Linked DNA regions of Mus musculus: region 1 is linked to region 2. The links are chromatin loops, found by intact Hi-C in ENCODE. Cell type or tissue: heart. All regions are shown on one strand.

Evidence for each region. Peaks named below come from ENCODE experiments on the same cell type or tissue, not always from the same donor. Only the 100,000 strongest peaks of a DNase experiment are listed, where the experiment ranks them.
Region 1: a loop joins it to region 2, with 7 times the contacts of the local background. A loop is called at or near these places in 40 of 42 quality-filtered maps.

Annotation. Positions count from the first base shown.
Region 1 is chr2:27,232,156-27,240,155 of GRCm38, reverse strand. Sardh (sarcosine dehydrogenase) reads left to right here. Exons shown (of 21, transcript NM_138665.2): 5 at 418-541; 6 at 689-789; 7 at 4,574-4,678; 8 at 5,736-5,865. Among named protein-coding and RNA genes, the nearest start is that of Sardh, 11 kb to the left of the region's middle. In heart, CTCF peaks have their summits at 2,623 (motif pointing right) and 4,241 (motif pointing right); DNase peaks (open chromatin) are centred at 2,621, 4,215 and 7,535; H3K27ac peaks cover 3,139 bases; H3K27me3 peaks cover 1,088 bases.
Region 2 is chr2:27,039,298-27,047,297 of GRCm38, reverse strand. It overlaps Gm13398 (a long non-coding RNA gene), which reads right to left. Exons shown (of 3, transcript XR_374184.2): 3 at 6,440-8,000. Among named protein-coding and RNA genes, the nearest start is that of Gm13398, 6.6 kb to the right of the region's middle. In heart, CTCF peaks have their summits at 3,646 (motif pointing left) and 7,810 (motif pointing left); DNase peaks (open chromatin) are centred at 727, 2,497, 2,877, 3,607 and 1 weaker place; H3K27ac peaks cover 910 bases; H3K27me3 peaks cover 2,013 bases.

The DNA.
Region 1 (8,000 bases), 190 kb before region 2:
CCACAAACATGCACACACAAAAAGACAAAGGAAGTAAAAAAAGAGCCCAGCAAGACTGGGCATTTTAGCATGTTTCTGTTTTCATGAAGGAATAAACAGACACACATCTTTTTAAAAACCAAAGTGATGTACAAGTATTTTCTATTTTTCAAATGAATCTTACCTACTAGAAAGCCAGCGATCCCTTGCTGTTTTGAATGAGTATCCCCACCCCTGCCACATCTGCGTAAGTTTTCCAACTAAGGAAGGGAGTGGGCTCTGCTGTCTTGTGATGTGGCTTCCATTTCTCTGGCCAAATGAATCAGGAAGAGTTCCTCACAGAAGCAGTATCCTCTGGTCCCATCCAGTGGATCACAGATGGAGGTCAGGCTGTCAGAGAGCCCCACATGGTTAAGGTGCAGTTTTTTCCCACTTCAGGTCATTGAAAACTGTGCGGTGACTGGCATCCGTGTGCGGACGGACGACTTTGGAGTGCGGCGGGTGGCAGCTGTGGAGACAGAGCATGGCTCCATCCAGACACCCTGTGTGGTCAACTGTGCAGGTTGGAACGCTGTTCCCCTGACTCCCACAGCTCAGGTCCTACCCACAAAGGACGCCTTTCTTGGGTGGGAAGTCAGGGTAGGCAGGAATTCTGAGGTGCCCCGTGCCCACTCGGGTGGCAGCTGAGTGTTCTCCATTCTGCCTCCAGGAGTGTGGGCGAGCAAGGTGGGCCGCATGGCTGGAGTGAAGGTCCCGCTGGTGGCCATGCACCATGCTTACGTCGTCACTGAGCGCATCGAGGGGATCCAGGTAAGTGATGGCGCTGGCGAACTCAGGACTTCCCCTAAAACCCGAGTTTGGACACAGTCAAATGGCACAACCCTCAGCTTTAGACTCCACTTCTGGGTGCAATGGGGACCTTCTGGGTGGTGGCAGACGCTGTGAATTTGATGGTGCAGGCTACTTTGGTCACCAGGGCCTGGCTTCTCTTTGAATCTCTAGTCTGGTAATCATGGCTACCAAGCTGGGCCATAGGCATCCAGTTTGGCTTTGTTCAGTGTCCTGGGCCTGAGTTTCAGAGAAATCAAGTGTGCTAAGTCCTGACTTATGACTCTGGTTCCTGGCACACAGCACCTCTGAGAGCCTCTGCTGAGGGAGCCCCAGACCTTGTGTGCCTCCCGCTCTCCCCTCTCTTGGTCTTCTTTCCTATGTTGTTGGCTGGGACTTTTCTGGTGCCTTACCACTGATTCCTCGTTCCCCTCACCAATCATCTGAGCACATCTTCCTCTTCCCTCTTGCCTCCTCCATCAAACCCACTACTTCCCCATCACGCCTTCCACCCTCCTCTCCTCTTCCTACCTTCTTCCCCTCTCTTTTATCCTCCATCATTCTCTTTCCATCCCTCTATCCTTTAAATCTTTATCTTATGTGCACTGGTGTTTTGCTTGCATGCATGTCTGTCTGTGTGAGGATGCTCACACACTTATGAGCTGCCGTGTGGGTGCTGGGACTAGAACCCCGGTCCTGGGAAATCAGTCAGTGCTCTTAACTCTGAGCCGTCTGCAGCCCCCCTTTATTCTTTTTGCCCTCCCATCCTTTTCTCACCATTCATTTCTTTCCTTCTATCCTTCTTGCCACCCTCCCACCTTCCATTCCTCCTCTATGCCTTCTTCCATCTATGCAGCCACTCCCCCATCCCCTTGTTCATCATCCATCTTTCCATCCCTTCTTTATTGCCTTCCATCCACCCACCCATCCATGACCCATCCCTCCTCCCCATTTACCATTCCCTTCCTCTATTCCACCATCATTCACCTACTTGCTAATTCTTTCAATGGGCATCTAATCCTGTCTCCAGCCAGTACTGACTGGAGGGGCTTCATGTTCCAGACCCTGCTCCGGGTGGTGGTGGGGAGAGAGAGACCCCCCACCCCAGTTTTTGCTTGAAGAGAAAAGGGGATCCTGCAGATAAGCAAAGGAGCAACTCCCAAAGGAGCCTCGAAGGGTTCTGGAAGGGAACCCTCCCAGGGTTCAGAGGCCCAGTGTAGGGCAGAGCCTGTCCTAAAGGACCATACAAAGTCACACAACTGACTTCCCTTAGGCCAATCAAATGTGGCTGGGCATGGGCTGCCTAACATCCCTAGCCAAGACTGGAGGACCAGTTGATCTTTTGGTAGCTCCTTGGAGGAGGAGAAGGCCACACCTCAGTGGGGATTTGAGGATGATGGAGGAGGTCACAGAGCATTTGGTTTTGATTTTGATTGACATTTCAGAGATCTAAGCCATAGGTTGTGGGGTGGGGATAGCATGAGAAGCCAGATTGCTCTTGTTTAGGGCCCAGTGATGATAGTCTTAGACAACTGCACACCTCCTCTTGCCCATGCTAGAAGCCTTGTTCCTAGGGCCTGCCTCCCCCACTTTGCATGAACCTGGCTTCCTTTCCGCCTCCAAGATGTGAAGTCTGGACGTTTCACAGTGTGAATGTAGGGGATAGCACAACAAAAACCTGGGTCTGGTCGGCTCCTGTCATTGTTCCTAGAGTAACTCCCCCTGAACACACAGTATGTCCTTACTCACAGAGACACCATGCTGACCCTGTACCAAAGGTCAGAGCTGTGGGGAGAACTTATTCCTCAGGTGGCCACCAGGGGTCACTCTCTGACCATAAAGGGCCCCAGGAGCGCCAGCCTAAGCCTGAGAAGGTGTAAATGGGAGAGGGGGGCAGTGGATGTGTCCTGGGTTGAGGGTAGCCACAGGGTGTCCACTGAGGGGCACCACTCCTCACTCCTAGCTAAAGTCTCCCTCCTGGGAAACATTAGGACAGCCTGCAGGTTCATTTATCTCCCTCCCATGAATCTCAAAATCAGAGCCAAGCTGCAAGGTCCCGGAGTGCCTGTGGGTATGCATATGGATAGGGCTTCGCTGTTTTAAGACTGTGCAGGGTACAGTCTGGAGTAATGAGAGAGTTCTCAGGACCCATCCCTCCATAGAGAAGGCTCTATGAGTTTAGCCCTGCCTAGTGCTGGGGCTAGGCAGGAGGCAGAGCCAGGTCTCAGACTTGCCCACTGCTGTGGTTCCACTCTGTGCTGAGGAGAGTCCTAAGGCTGAGGGCTTTGTATCAGGTGTCTTCTTGCCCATGTTAGCTGAGGAAGCTCCCTGCATGTGCTGTAGGATATTGTCCTCCCATAATATCAGGCTCTGGCTACAGACAAGGGCTCAATCAAGGCTTGGGTGTCCATCTTCTGTGGTAGCTTTGAGAAGCTGCTCTGGTCCTAGCCAGCTCTGCTCTGACCTTCTTGTGGCCATGGGCCCGTCCCATTCAAGACATGGTTTGCCCGTTTCTTCATTTTCATCTTCCTCCCATCTGCTTCTGCCGAGTGATGGTTACCCCATGCAGATGCCAAGCCCAGGGCCGAGCCCAGGCTGTGGATTAGAAGTCCACATCTTCCCACTTAGCCTAGGAGGGTGCAGTCATTGTTCTAAGCCTCCAGGTTCCCTTTTCTTCCTTTAACATTTTTATAGCATTCATGCATTTGTGTGTGTGTGTGTGTGTGTGTGTGTGTGCATCTCTGGAGGTCAAAGAATAAGTTATGAGGTTGGTCCTTCTACCATGTGGGTACCTGAGATCAGACATGGGGTTATCAGTCTCAGTGGCAAGCTCCTTTACCCAGTGAGCCATCTCGCTGGGCCAGCTTTCTTTTCCTCTCCCACTCCTTTTCTTATTTGTGCTCAGCCTCACCGTCTGGGTCTCATGTAGCTCAGGCTACTCTTGGGCTAATTTTGTAGTCAAGGATGACCTGGAATCCCTGATCGTCTAGCACCACGACGCCCAGTCCATGCAGTGCTGGAGACAGAACTTGCTGAGGATTTCAAACGTGCTGGCAAGCAGTCTACCAACGGAGCCACAGCCTCAGCGCTGCTTCCTTTTCTGCAGCATGGGTAGTAATTGTGTATGGGGCTGTGCTGAAGCAGAGCAAGGTGATGTGGTGAGCAAATACTAGCCTCTAGCAGGAGCTCATGGGGGTAGCGATGATGATGTCCAGCAATCAGGCTGACTTCCAGGAGGAAGCAGTCAGCAGGGTTTGAAGCAGCTGGGGAAGATTTGGGGACAGAATTGGAGTGGAGCCATATTGTCCACCCGAGTAGGGTGGACTCCTGTATGGAGAGAGCAGTGGAGTTGCTGGGCAGACACATGTGTGCTGAACCTAGGAGAGGCAGTACTGAGGGGGAGGGACATCCTGCCGAGACAGGAGCATGGGCTTCCTGGCCACCAGGGGTCTCCACAATCCTGTGCTATTTTGCTCTGGGATTCCTTTATCTTTGGAGTATTAGTGCTGCTGGTCTTGGAAGGGCTGACTGTTATTATTTTAAAACAGTATTTAGTTATCGAAAATATGGCAGTGCTTCTGAAAGCAGTCCTGAACTCAGGCACTGTGAGCAGGGCCTCTTCGACGTGTTCCTGTCTGTCTCTTTCTGCTCATCTCCAGTGTAGGCGAAGGTGCCACAGTCCACCCAGAGCTGGGCCTTCCCCAGTGCATAGGGACCAGTCCTAAAGGCTGCTTGAAGCTTGTGGTCTCTCTGCTTTGCCTTCCAGAACATGCCCAATGTCCGGGATCACGATGCTTCTGTCTACCTCCGACTGCAGGGGGATGCCTTGTCTGTGGGTGGCTATGAGGCCAACCCTATCTTTTGGGAGGAGGTAAGACACCCCCCTCAAGGGTCCCATGGTGGAAAGGCAGAGGTGCCTTGGCCTCACCCAACTTGAGTGCTTCTGAGAGCTAGCACTCAGCTATACCAGAAGCCAGGGTGGGATGGTCTCCCACCTTAGCATGAGACAAAGCCGGGACTCTAGAAGAACTGAGAAATGACCTAGCCCTTTGTTGGCCAGCAGCAATGATGGACCTTCTGAGGCCCCCCCCCTGCCCCTCTGTCCCTCTCCATGGCCACAGTGGGGCCTCAGGACTGGAGGACAATCCAGATGTCCACAAACAGACTGACTAGACGGCGATTCTGGGCCAAATGCCACTTTAGTTCTGGGAAGGGTGGGGGACACTAAGATAATGGCCCCTGCCCCAAACTGTCTGGAGGTAAGGAGTCAAACAAAAGTTCACAGGGTTGAGTAGCGCAATGTGGGTGGTGACTGCACCCCAAGTCTAGTTAGTAGGTCCTAGATCGTCAAAGAGGTCGGGCTGAAGGCACAGGAGGGCTGGATGGCCAGTTGCTAAGGTTGTAGTGGCCTAGGAGTAGCTCCAGCTTGCCCCTGACATAGGATCCCCTCACCCCCTTTAGGCAGGGTCTCTCTATGAAGCTCTAACTGTCTCAGAACTCACTATGTAGACCAGGCTGACCTTAAACTCCCAGTGCCTCCCACCTGCCTTTCTTAAAATCAGAAGGGTTGCCAAAAGACCGAGCACAGGGGAGTGGTTGGGAGGGCAAGCACACGGAGGGTTTTGAGCAGTTGTGGTAGGTAACTGGGAGCTATTGGAGGCTCTACGGAAGGGTGGGCACTGTATGGTTTGAGAGAATGTGTTAAAGGCAAGAAGCTGGAGTCCAGATGGAGACCACAGAAACAGTCCAGGAAAACTAGATGGGGGATGGGCCCAGGAAGGATTGTGAGCCCACAGGTAAATCCCACTCTGTCTCATCTGATCTGCTTCCCTCCCTGGCTGGGGGCTGGAGCTGTGTCATAGGTGGGCCTGGAAGGATCAGTGCTTTTCTCCTGGCTGATTGACAGATTCTCTGTGCTTCCTTTGTAGGTGTCAGACAAATTTGCCTTTGGCCTCTTTGACCTGGACTGGGATGTGTTCACCCAGCACATTGAAGGCGCCATTAACCGTGTCCCTGTGTTGGAGAAGACGGGGATCAAGTCCACTGTCTGTGGTCCTGGTGAGTGGGGAGACTGAGCCTGGAGCAGAGGCATTCTTTAGCCAGCCTGGATGCCAGCGCCTTCCTGAGAGGGACCTGTCTCACGTTCTCTGGGTTTAGCTAGGTGGCTCTTAATTTTCCTCTCTAGAAGAAAACCCAACCTAGCAAGGGCAGCCATGTAAACCTGGGCATGAAGCCCGTCACACTCCGTCCTCCACAATGAGACTCTAGATCCCATTCGTCCCCAGAACATGGGGTTTTTGTCTGTAAAATGGGAATGTGGGATCCTGTCACCATGTGAGACAGAATAAAGACAGGAATAAGGACTCTGTCTCTAGCAAAGTGGTCACCTGGTAAAGCTCCAACTCTGCCCCCACCCCAATTGTCATTTCCCTGGCCAGGGTCCCCAGCCACTGCTCTTGGGTAGCCAGAACTCTGTAGGGTTAGAGGTAAGCTGGGCATCGAGAGATACCTGGCCAGGGGGTTCCTCTGTGGTCTCCAGGAGGCTGAGAAGAAGGTGAGTTTAGCTCTCAGACCTTTCTCTTTAGCTTATTTACAGAGTAGCCACTGTTTACAGGGCACCCCAGGCTCCATCCCACAGTGAGGATCCTAGAAAGGAGGCAATGCTGGAAAGTAGTTCATCAGACCCTGCGCCTGATAATATAGTGTGAGTTTCAGGCAGTCACACACCCTTGGGATGAGTGTGGTGCAACGGCCCAGCAGCTCCACACGCCTAGGGCCTGTGTACTTTTTCTTGCTAAAGTCAATCCTTTTCTTGGGCAAGGGGTCCCAGCCTGGCAGGGGAGACACAGGTATGCCTAGAAGAAGGAACCTGTCTTAGTTATTTTACATATTACTGTGGCAAAATGCCCCAAAAGGGCAACTTAAGGTCAAGGATACAGTCCATCATGGCAGAGAAGCCCTGGACTGAGAGCTTGAGGCGGAGCTTCAGGTTGTATCACAGTCAGGAAGCAGAGAGATGGGTGATGGAGCTCAGTCTAGGACCCCTGCCCAGGGGATGGGGCTGTCCCCGTTTACCCTGTCATGGGCATGCCTTGGAGATAACCTAATGGAGATAAGTACTCTCGGTTGAGAGGCTAGCCGCCTGGGTAATTCTAGATCCTGCCAAGGTGAGGAGAAGCAGTATCAGCCATCACAGCGCCAGTCGGTGCTGGCTTGAGGTGGAAACTACACATGGCCAGGTAGAAATGTGGCCTCAGAAGAGTCTCAGTGGTGTGTGTCCTCCCTTTAATGGGGAGAACTTGAAAGCCAAGCTCAGAAAGATGCGGGATAGCCCAAAGGGTTAGGCTGAGCAGTCCTGGGAACCCCTGGACACCACAGTGTGTGACCTGGGAGGTAGAGACAGGACACTGCTCAGCAGAGGGAGCACGGGACTGAGAAGTCACAGGCCGTGCCAAGCTGGTAGCAAAGGTTTATGGATGAAAGGGGAATCAGGAGGCTAAGGGACTTTTATGGGGCAAAGTGGCCAGTCCACCTCGGGAGAGACAAAGGGTCCTAGATGGAGGGTGGTGTGGCCTTCTGGCGAGTCCAGCCCTCACTGTCTAGGCATGTTTGGAGACTACAGAGCAGCCAGCTCAGTCTGTAATACCGGGTGCAGTCCCAGGGAGACCAGATGGAATCAGTAGCTAGCCTCCACGAGCAGGCTAAGAGCACGCCTTATCTGGGATGTGGGCGAGGGCTGTGACTCATGTCCCTGCTCAGCCAGAGAGGGACCGATGGTGAGAAAAACAGGAAGAATCCCAGGGGGCATGAATGTCCCCAGCGGCTCTCTTTGTCTAATTAGCCTGGAAACTGTCACTCCCCCATGGGGCCCTATTTTGGGGAAGTGTGCTTGCAGAGACAACTTGAGTCTGGTCTCTTAACAGTGACTGTAGGTTTAGGGGTGGGGGTGGGTAGCTCTTCTCCTTGCCAGACAGCTCAGAGTCTTGGGCCTCTGGGTTTTAGAGATGTCCCAGTCCCAGACTCTGGGGAGGTTTAGGGCAGATAGAGCTCACTGGCTTAGGCTGAGAATTCAGAGCCAAGGTGCAAGAGAGCTTCTGGGAGTTTCTCAGACTTGCCTATGTCAAAAATCTAAAGGACTCTATACCCCACACTTGCCCCCAGCTCCCACAAATCTGCTCGGGATGCCACGGGAC
Region 2 (8,000 bases):
AGCCAGCCCTGCTCCAGGTCCTGGAGGTCCAGCTGGGGTGGCAGCAACAGTTCTCTCTGTACTTGTGTGCCCATTGGTAGTGGACCCAGAGTTGACTGGATGGCTCCTTGGGGGAAGAAGCTGCTGCTGGAACACATAGCAGTGTTCATGAGGACCCACTGGCTATCCAGCCTGAGCTTCAAGTGGGTCCCCTCTGCTAAGTTCCCAGATTCAGAGTCTAGATCCCCAGCAGACAGTCACATGGAAGCCCAACACCCAGGGATGGTCCAGGGTGGAGATCTGTAGACTTTCTCTCTTGCCTTTGAAGATAGATGCTGCAAGCAAGACTCTGGAAAAAGCTCTGGCCAGAAGACCCTTCTCTGGTCACAGTGCCTTTTCTCTGCTGTAACCTTAGAGGGTGAGCCCTTGACTGACTTCAATAAGCCTGAGAGAAGGGTGCCATCAAACAGAGCTGTGGACACAACTTCTGAGCCCCCTCTCCCCAGTGCCATTCCCTAAACTCTAAGCCAAAAGGTCTTAGCCTCTTTCCTGTTACTCAAGGGTCATGAGCCCCCCCCCAGAAGGGCCAGCACCTATGATGGGGAACCCCTTAGTCAGCAGAGATGCTTAGGAAGACACAGACTGTTTCCACTGTCATTTAGGGAACAGCTGGGCACAGCTGCATCCAAGTACACTGCTCCAGCCCTGCCTGGAACACAGGGTCAGACTCCATTCCCTTCCCTTCATGGGCCCGACTCCAGCAAGCCAGGCCAGGGGACGGCGTGTCCTCAGGCTTGCCTGGCCCTATCCCAGCTTCACAAAGCAGTCCCCCAGCTTGTGGTGGGAGGACAGTTTCATCCCAACCAGAGAGACGAACGTGCATGCTTTTCTCTGAGGTCTTCTCAAACTGTGAAGATCTGACTGTAAAGCAGGGTCAGAGTGCTGGCATCATCCCAAAGGGGCTGGGGGTAGCTGGGAAGGGGCTGGGGGATAGCTGGGAAGGGCTTGGACGTAGCTAGAAATGTCACCGTGGGAATTTAAGAAAGTGGTCAAACTGTCCTTGAATCCTGATTATGCTCTACAATGGCCAGCTTTCTTCTGCATATGAACCAGGGTGAGAGGGCTGCCCTCCCACTCACACCACCAGGACACTCTCCACTCCTGATCCCTGCTCAGACTTCCCTGTAGCTCTCTGCTGGCTCCCTCCAGCCTGAAGGACCTCTAGAGGCAGAATCCTCATTGGTTCCTGTTGCTGTGTCAAACACTGTGACCAGAAGCAACCTGGGGAGAAAAGGGTTTGCTTGACTTACAGGTTACAGCCCACGTCATTGAAAACCAAGGCAGGAACTGAAGCAGAGACCACACAGTGCTATGTATAGTCTTGTTCCCCGTGACTCAGTGAGCTTTTTTATACTGGCCAGGCCCACAGGCCCATACAGCTGGGCCCTCCTATGTTAGCTGGCTACTAACAATTAAGAAAAGGCCCATGGACATGCCCACAGGCCAATCTGATGGAGGAAATTCTTCGGTTGAGTTTTCTTCTTCTCAGGTATGTCTAGGTTTGTTTCAAGTTCACAAAAATTAAACAGGACAGGACAGGCAGCTTTACCTGCTCTGTCATTCAGGTGTCAAGGTCAAACACCCACTCAGGCATCATGTACTCCCAACTGTGTGTGTATGTGTGTTCTGTGTGCACATATATGTGTGCAAACACTCTGATTCCTTCCCGGTCACATGCTCCTAGATTGCCTTGTACACACCTTTCTCTCTGCAGTCACTCATCTCAGGAGGTGTCTGCCTGCCTGACAGAACCCTAAAAGCCAGGACTCAGTATCACAGCCTCAGTTTCCCCTCCAGGTCCTCAGCCCAGATCTAGTAGTTCTCAGAATATGATGTGTGAAGAACACCCAGGTCTTAGCTGTTTGCAGCTTTGTTTATTTTGTGTCTGTGCAGATACACTTGGAGAGGCCAGAGATGGGCCCTGGGTATCTTCATTTATGGCTTGCCACCTTATTTAATTCTTAAACATGGCTCCTCACTGGACCTAGAGCTTGCTGCTTTGGCTGTCTGGCTCACCAGCAAGCCCCCAGGCTTCTGCCTCTCTCTGTCCTGCAGAAATGAGGTTATTCTTGGACCCAGCTTTTACATAGGTGGCGGGATCCAAACCCAGATCGTCAAGCTTGTGCAGCAAGCCCTGCATCTGCTGAGCCATATTTACAACCTCTTATCCAGGCTGTACCAATACTTTAAATTTCTATTTTAACTCACTAGCAACAGAGGTCAGTGGTGATGCTGGGTGAGTTCATGAACTTTCTCAGTTACCCATGTGTGGTAGAGGACTGTAGGTACACCGATAAACAAAAGACCATTGCAGCACCCTGCTGGGCTTCATGCCTGGCTCTTTGGCCACTGTGGTTCCCAATCCACTGCAGGAAACAGTCCATCTAACTTCTGAGATGGCCCTTCCTGGTGGGTTGGGCTGCCACCCGATTCTACAGCAGAGGCTTCTAAAGGGCAGGAAAGTTGGGTGCTGTGTCCAAGGTCAATAAAAAGTGACTAGAGCCTTGACAGCAGGTTCTAACATCCTTTGTCCCTCCAGGGATACACCAGTGTCCTGTTCCAGCATGGTCCCTAAACACACGGTGTCCCTGAGGTGTGGTTTCCCATGAGTACCTACCAGACACCAGCTACACATGCTTGCACACATGCTTGCTTCACATCTGTCCCCTCCCAGACCACCCAATCAGCTGGAGCAAGACAGACAGACAGACAGACAGACAGACAGACAGACAAGAGTTCCCAGGAGAGAGCCTGCCTTGCAGGGATCCATGCCCTGTACTGCAGCCAGCCACCAACACCGCACCCCAGGAATCCTTCCCGGAGGCCTGGCTGCTGCTCGCCAGCCAGAGACTGGAGAAGTCAAGGGTTTCAGCTCCTGCTGGGGGGAAGGCCAAGGCAGCTACAGCTGGGCTTCCCAGAGGCCAGGAGCTGGTTCCAGGTCAAGTCTACACCAGGCCAGCCAGCTTTGGGGGTGAAGTGGAGGAGGAGAACTCTTGCAGATGCCAGTCCTGAGCACCAGTGAGCAAACAGAAGCACGTGGCACTTCATACAGATTAGATGGAGCACTGGATCCTGGGGCTAAGGACCCTAGGTATCCAAGAGAGTGCCCTCTGCACTTCTGAAGGGCCATTTGGTATCGGGACTAGCCTTTCTCTGAGAACCTGCATGTTCTGGAGTATTAGTTAGCCGGGAAAGTGTGTGAGGCTTGCCACACTTAGATCTAGGGAGAGAGGGGTCCTTCACATGAGCCCCACCATCCAAATGCAACCAGGATGGATTCTCAAGCCAGAGTACTGCTGAGCTGCCGGCCATTCCACATAGCCAATCTGCAGCCCGGTCCCTAGGGCCTGGGGGGGGGGGGTTAACGTAGATATGGTGTCTAGACTTTTAAACAGGAGGGATGAGAGTCGAGCTGGGAGGAGCAGCACAAAGAGGGACCTATACTACTAACTAGAGAAAAGAGGGTAAAAAGAGAGATGAGCAGAAGTGCTGGCCGCCCCTGCCTGGATGCTCAGTGCTGCTCAGTCTGGGAACAGCAGTATCTCAGCAGCCTCTGTGATCAGCCAGCAGCAGAGCTCCAGGCCCAGCACAGAAGTGCCCCCTGCTGGCCACAACTCCTATAGGGCCCTGCATTGCACAGGTCATAGGAGTACAGGCCCCAGTACTGAGTATACGTGCACACAATTCACCAGCCCCTGGACACTAGGATCTCCTTAATGGGCAAGGTCCTTCCTTGACAGTACAAAGTAGACTGTGATTTTTGTTTCAGTCTATATCTAGATGAAGGGGACTCAAAAAAAAAACCAACCAAACAAACAAACAAACAAAAACAATGAGAGAGAGAGACAGAGAGACAGAGACAGAGAGACAGAGACAGATAGCCAAGACAGCATCTCCATGGGAGAATCCCCATGATATGATGCATTAGTGTAGTCAGCCCATCTTTAATGCTAGGATACTATGTCCAATTGGCACCACTCAAACAGCACCCTGGGAAACTGGCTGAAGGGAAAGTGCCAGTCAGCTGTGTGTGCAGGCTGTTGCCCTGGTGGATGAAGAGCTAGGCTATGTCTCACTGTGGAGGCTGGATCCCCAGCTTTCAATTCTGCTTACAGTGAGGTCTATGACTGGAGAGAGGAGACAGAACGTGAGGAAATCAGGTGGAAAGGGGCGCCAGTGTGGAGTGCACCCATGAGACCAAATGCAAAAGGGCTCAGCACTGTATGAACCGTAACCACTGCTAGCCGGCTAGGGCTAGGATGTGCTGCTCTTAGACCACGAGAGTCACTCCAACCACCACCTCCACCCCCAGCAGCTTCCAGCAGTGAGGGCATTTGGAGTCTGTTTCTCATCTCAGTTTGCTGGTAAGAGGACAGCTGCAGGGGCAGATCCTGCCTGGATACAGGGTAAGGAAGAAGGCCTCAAGCCCATCCCAGCTGGGTTCTGGAGCTTTCCAGCATCTACCTGGTTCACCCTCTGTAAGGCCAATCCTACCCAGAGGCAAAAAACAGAGCCTTCACTCCCAGAGCAAACCCTGGCCTCCCTTGCGAAACAGTTTCCAGGACTGCGGCCAAATCCTGGGCACCCCAGGGTCCTTTGCTGTAGGTGGGAGGCAATGTCCCCTGCTGGTACAGGACAAAGGACAATAGGGGCAGAAAGGTCACATCACAGTCATAAACAGACAGCCTTGACCACCTCTGCCTCTCCAACCACACACACTCCCTCCCTGGGGAGGTAGTGTGTCCACCTCTGCTCCCCTGAGGTGCCCTCAGGCCTCCCGACAGAACTTTTTGGGGCATCATCTAAACTGTCAGCAAAACAAGATGAAAATTTATTAATTGCTTTTGGCTAGGAGTCCACAGGCCAGCTCCAGCCAAAAATAACTCAAAGGAAGTGTGCCAGGCCACCTGCGGCCCCAGGGGCTCCAACTGGGCTCAGTCTGAACAAGGAGCAGGCAGGGTCTTGACCTGACCCTGACGTTGGCTGGTCAGGACGGCAGGAGACTGGTGAATACTCAAGGGAGGGACAGGGCAGAGCAGTGGCACTGTGGCTTAGCCCACTTCTGGCCAGAAGTACCCAGCTATCCAAAAAACGTAATGTCATTCTTGAGCAAGAAAAGCAGCCGTGGCTACGTAGTGGCCACAGAGCTGGCGGCACCCTGGGGAGGGTGTTAGCCACAAGGAGGTGGGTGCCCGCCGGGCAGGACAGGTACAGGTATCAGCTAAGACTCTGCAGGCTTAGTCGTATAGATGAGGAGACAGAGGTTGTAGAGGGCAAGTCGCACTGGGAGGGTTCGATCCCGGGTTACCCCAGGAACAAACAGGAGCTGCTCTTAGGAGCCTAGGTATAGAAATGGATGGGGCAGTGGAGGGGACAAAGCAGCTTCCCCTGTTCCCTCTTCCTGCCCCTATGTAAGATGTTCCTAACACCTATGAGTGGGTTGGAGTCCTATAAATGTGTCAGGAATGGAGGGGACATACAGGAAAACAGGGGTCTCCCAGAACATGGCTCCCAAGGACGTCTGCCTTTCAAGGATGAGCAGTCACCCGGCCCGGGACACCGGCCTCTGCACAGGTGCCCAGCTGTAGTCTGTGTGCTGATCCCTTTTCTTGCCCCATCTGTTACCCCGCCCCTTTTTCCCCATAGCTGGTGATCCTCCAGCACTGTGAGTTGACCTTGAAGAACCTTACAGGAGGCTAGAAAGAAGATGAGGAGTAGCCAGGGGTCCCAGGGCTGTCCCAGGCACTTGGTAGCATATGGGTGGATGACCTGGCACTGCTCATCACTGCCACAAGGATGGTCTCAGCTTCCTACCCTGGGCTGCCTTTCCCCTCCTCATCCCTGTCTTTCCCCTCTCAGATGATTGCTGGCCTATCTAAGAAAGGCAGCCAGGCAGTAGCACCATCCAACTGTCCTGAGAGCCACCTCTGCCTGCCTCTGAAGACAGCAACACTATGTCTCCCCCTTCCCTCAGGATACATAGGTGATGCAGCGAGGGTTACTGGGCTCTGGAGCATACCACACGCACCTCACAGTGCTTAAAACCCTTTATCCCAAGTGAGAAGAAAGTCAACAGCCCCAGTTTATCTGATAGAAAGCCCAGGATTTTTCTATCTATAGCCTAGTGGCAACCCTGCCCAGAACCTGTGTCCACTTAATAAGTGGAAAAGGTCACAGCAGTGTTGAGTGTCCACCTGCTTCCAGCTACTCTCTTCCATAACAACAGAAAGCCATGTCTGCCCCAAGGAGGCACTGGTCTTGCGCCTGTGAGCCCCTTGCACTCTCCCTGTAAGTGTTCCCATGTCTGACCTGGCTCATAGGCAGTTTTACTCCAGCTCTTGAGAACACTCCTTCCCACCCCTTCACCCCTGCTGCTACCGTAGTACAAACACCACACGGATAAATGCATACACATGTATAATTATCCTCATGCATACATAAATACAGATGTACATAGACAAACATTCATATCCACGTGTGTATCCATACACTGTCTCTCTATAAGCCTCTGGAGGAAAACTCCAACCAGCACCACTCCTGGATTCTCTCACATGCCTGGTAAAGTCCCCAAGTCCATCCTGTGCAACAGCCAACTCACCCAAAGCACATATTTTCCTAAGCTCAGGCATCTGGCTGCCCAGTGCTCCCTGGTGCTCCCTGGAGGTGCTCCCTGGAGGTGCTCCCTGAAGACAGGCAGGAAAAAAACCTGAGGCAGAACCACAATGTTTACAGAATGGGCCACTGAATTCTATAAAACAATATTTTCCTTGCAGATGCAATTTCTTCCTGGCCTGCATTCTCCCCAGGTACTTTGTGCTGATGGGCTGGGCACTGAGAATCCAGGAATGGGGCCAGACAGAGCGAGCTGGCCACTGGAGACCTGGAAACCACAGGGCATTTTCATGAGTCCTATTTAACAATGCATGCACTTGCCCTGGCCTGCATGGGTAGCTTGTTGGCACTGGAACTGTGGTAGAACCTGGATTTCAGGCAGGCAAGCCTGGAAGAGCTTCTGTCCACGGCCCAGCTCTCCTGAGCTCCCCGAAGCCTGCAGTCGTCACGATTTCCAGGATGCTGCTGCCATCCATGCCTGACAGAAAGGACAGCGGTGAGCGCAGTCGTCGAGGGAAAGGGCACTGATGTTCTAGCTTCGCGTCTGGTCAGCTTCACAGGTGGGCAGGTGTCAGGAGGGAAGAGGGGCTTGGGGTCACACCAGATAGAAAGTGACAACTTGTGCTAAATTCCAAAGAGGTCAGACTTGTTCACTAACCAGCTGCACCCAAAGGCACAAGAGTAGAAACCCAGAGAACAAGAGGGACCAGGTGTCTGGCTTCAGCTTCTCTCCTCCAGCAGGGATAAATAGGGGTAAGAGAAGAAGGTCAGAGGCTGCGGGAGCCATACTTAAGGCCCTGCTACTTCTCATGCTCAGAGCCTCACTGTGGAGGTCTACCCCACAGCGGCCCACTGAGAGTCCCACTTTCCTCTTTGCTTGGACACCCTGGCCCCCCGCATGCCGCCTCCTATCCAGCTGGTGGGAAAGCATCATCCAACTCTCTACCAGCCAAAGTGCCTGTCACCATTGCTTCAAGGACTACACCTATACTCCTCCAAGACTCTGAGGCCACCTAAAGCTCCTGCTCACTTCTCATATTGCCTGAGACTACAGGACCCAAGTGTTGGACTAAGACTGCTGTCAACCTGGAGCAGAGGGCTTTGTCCCCAGTGGGGCACACAGTCATGTGCTTCACATTCCCAGGAGGGAGCAGCGCCCTCTACTGGGACCCTGGCATGGGCACAGAATAGTTCAGAAACCAGAGCTCAGACCCATCTTCACTCCTCCCCTCCAAGACCCCAAGTTCCTGGAAGGAAGGTTGGCATCTGGAGAACATAAACACCCCACTGTCTGAGGCAGCTCTCCTGGAGACACCCCAGAGCCTCCTGACAGTCTCTGGCCACCAGCC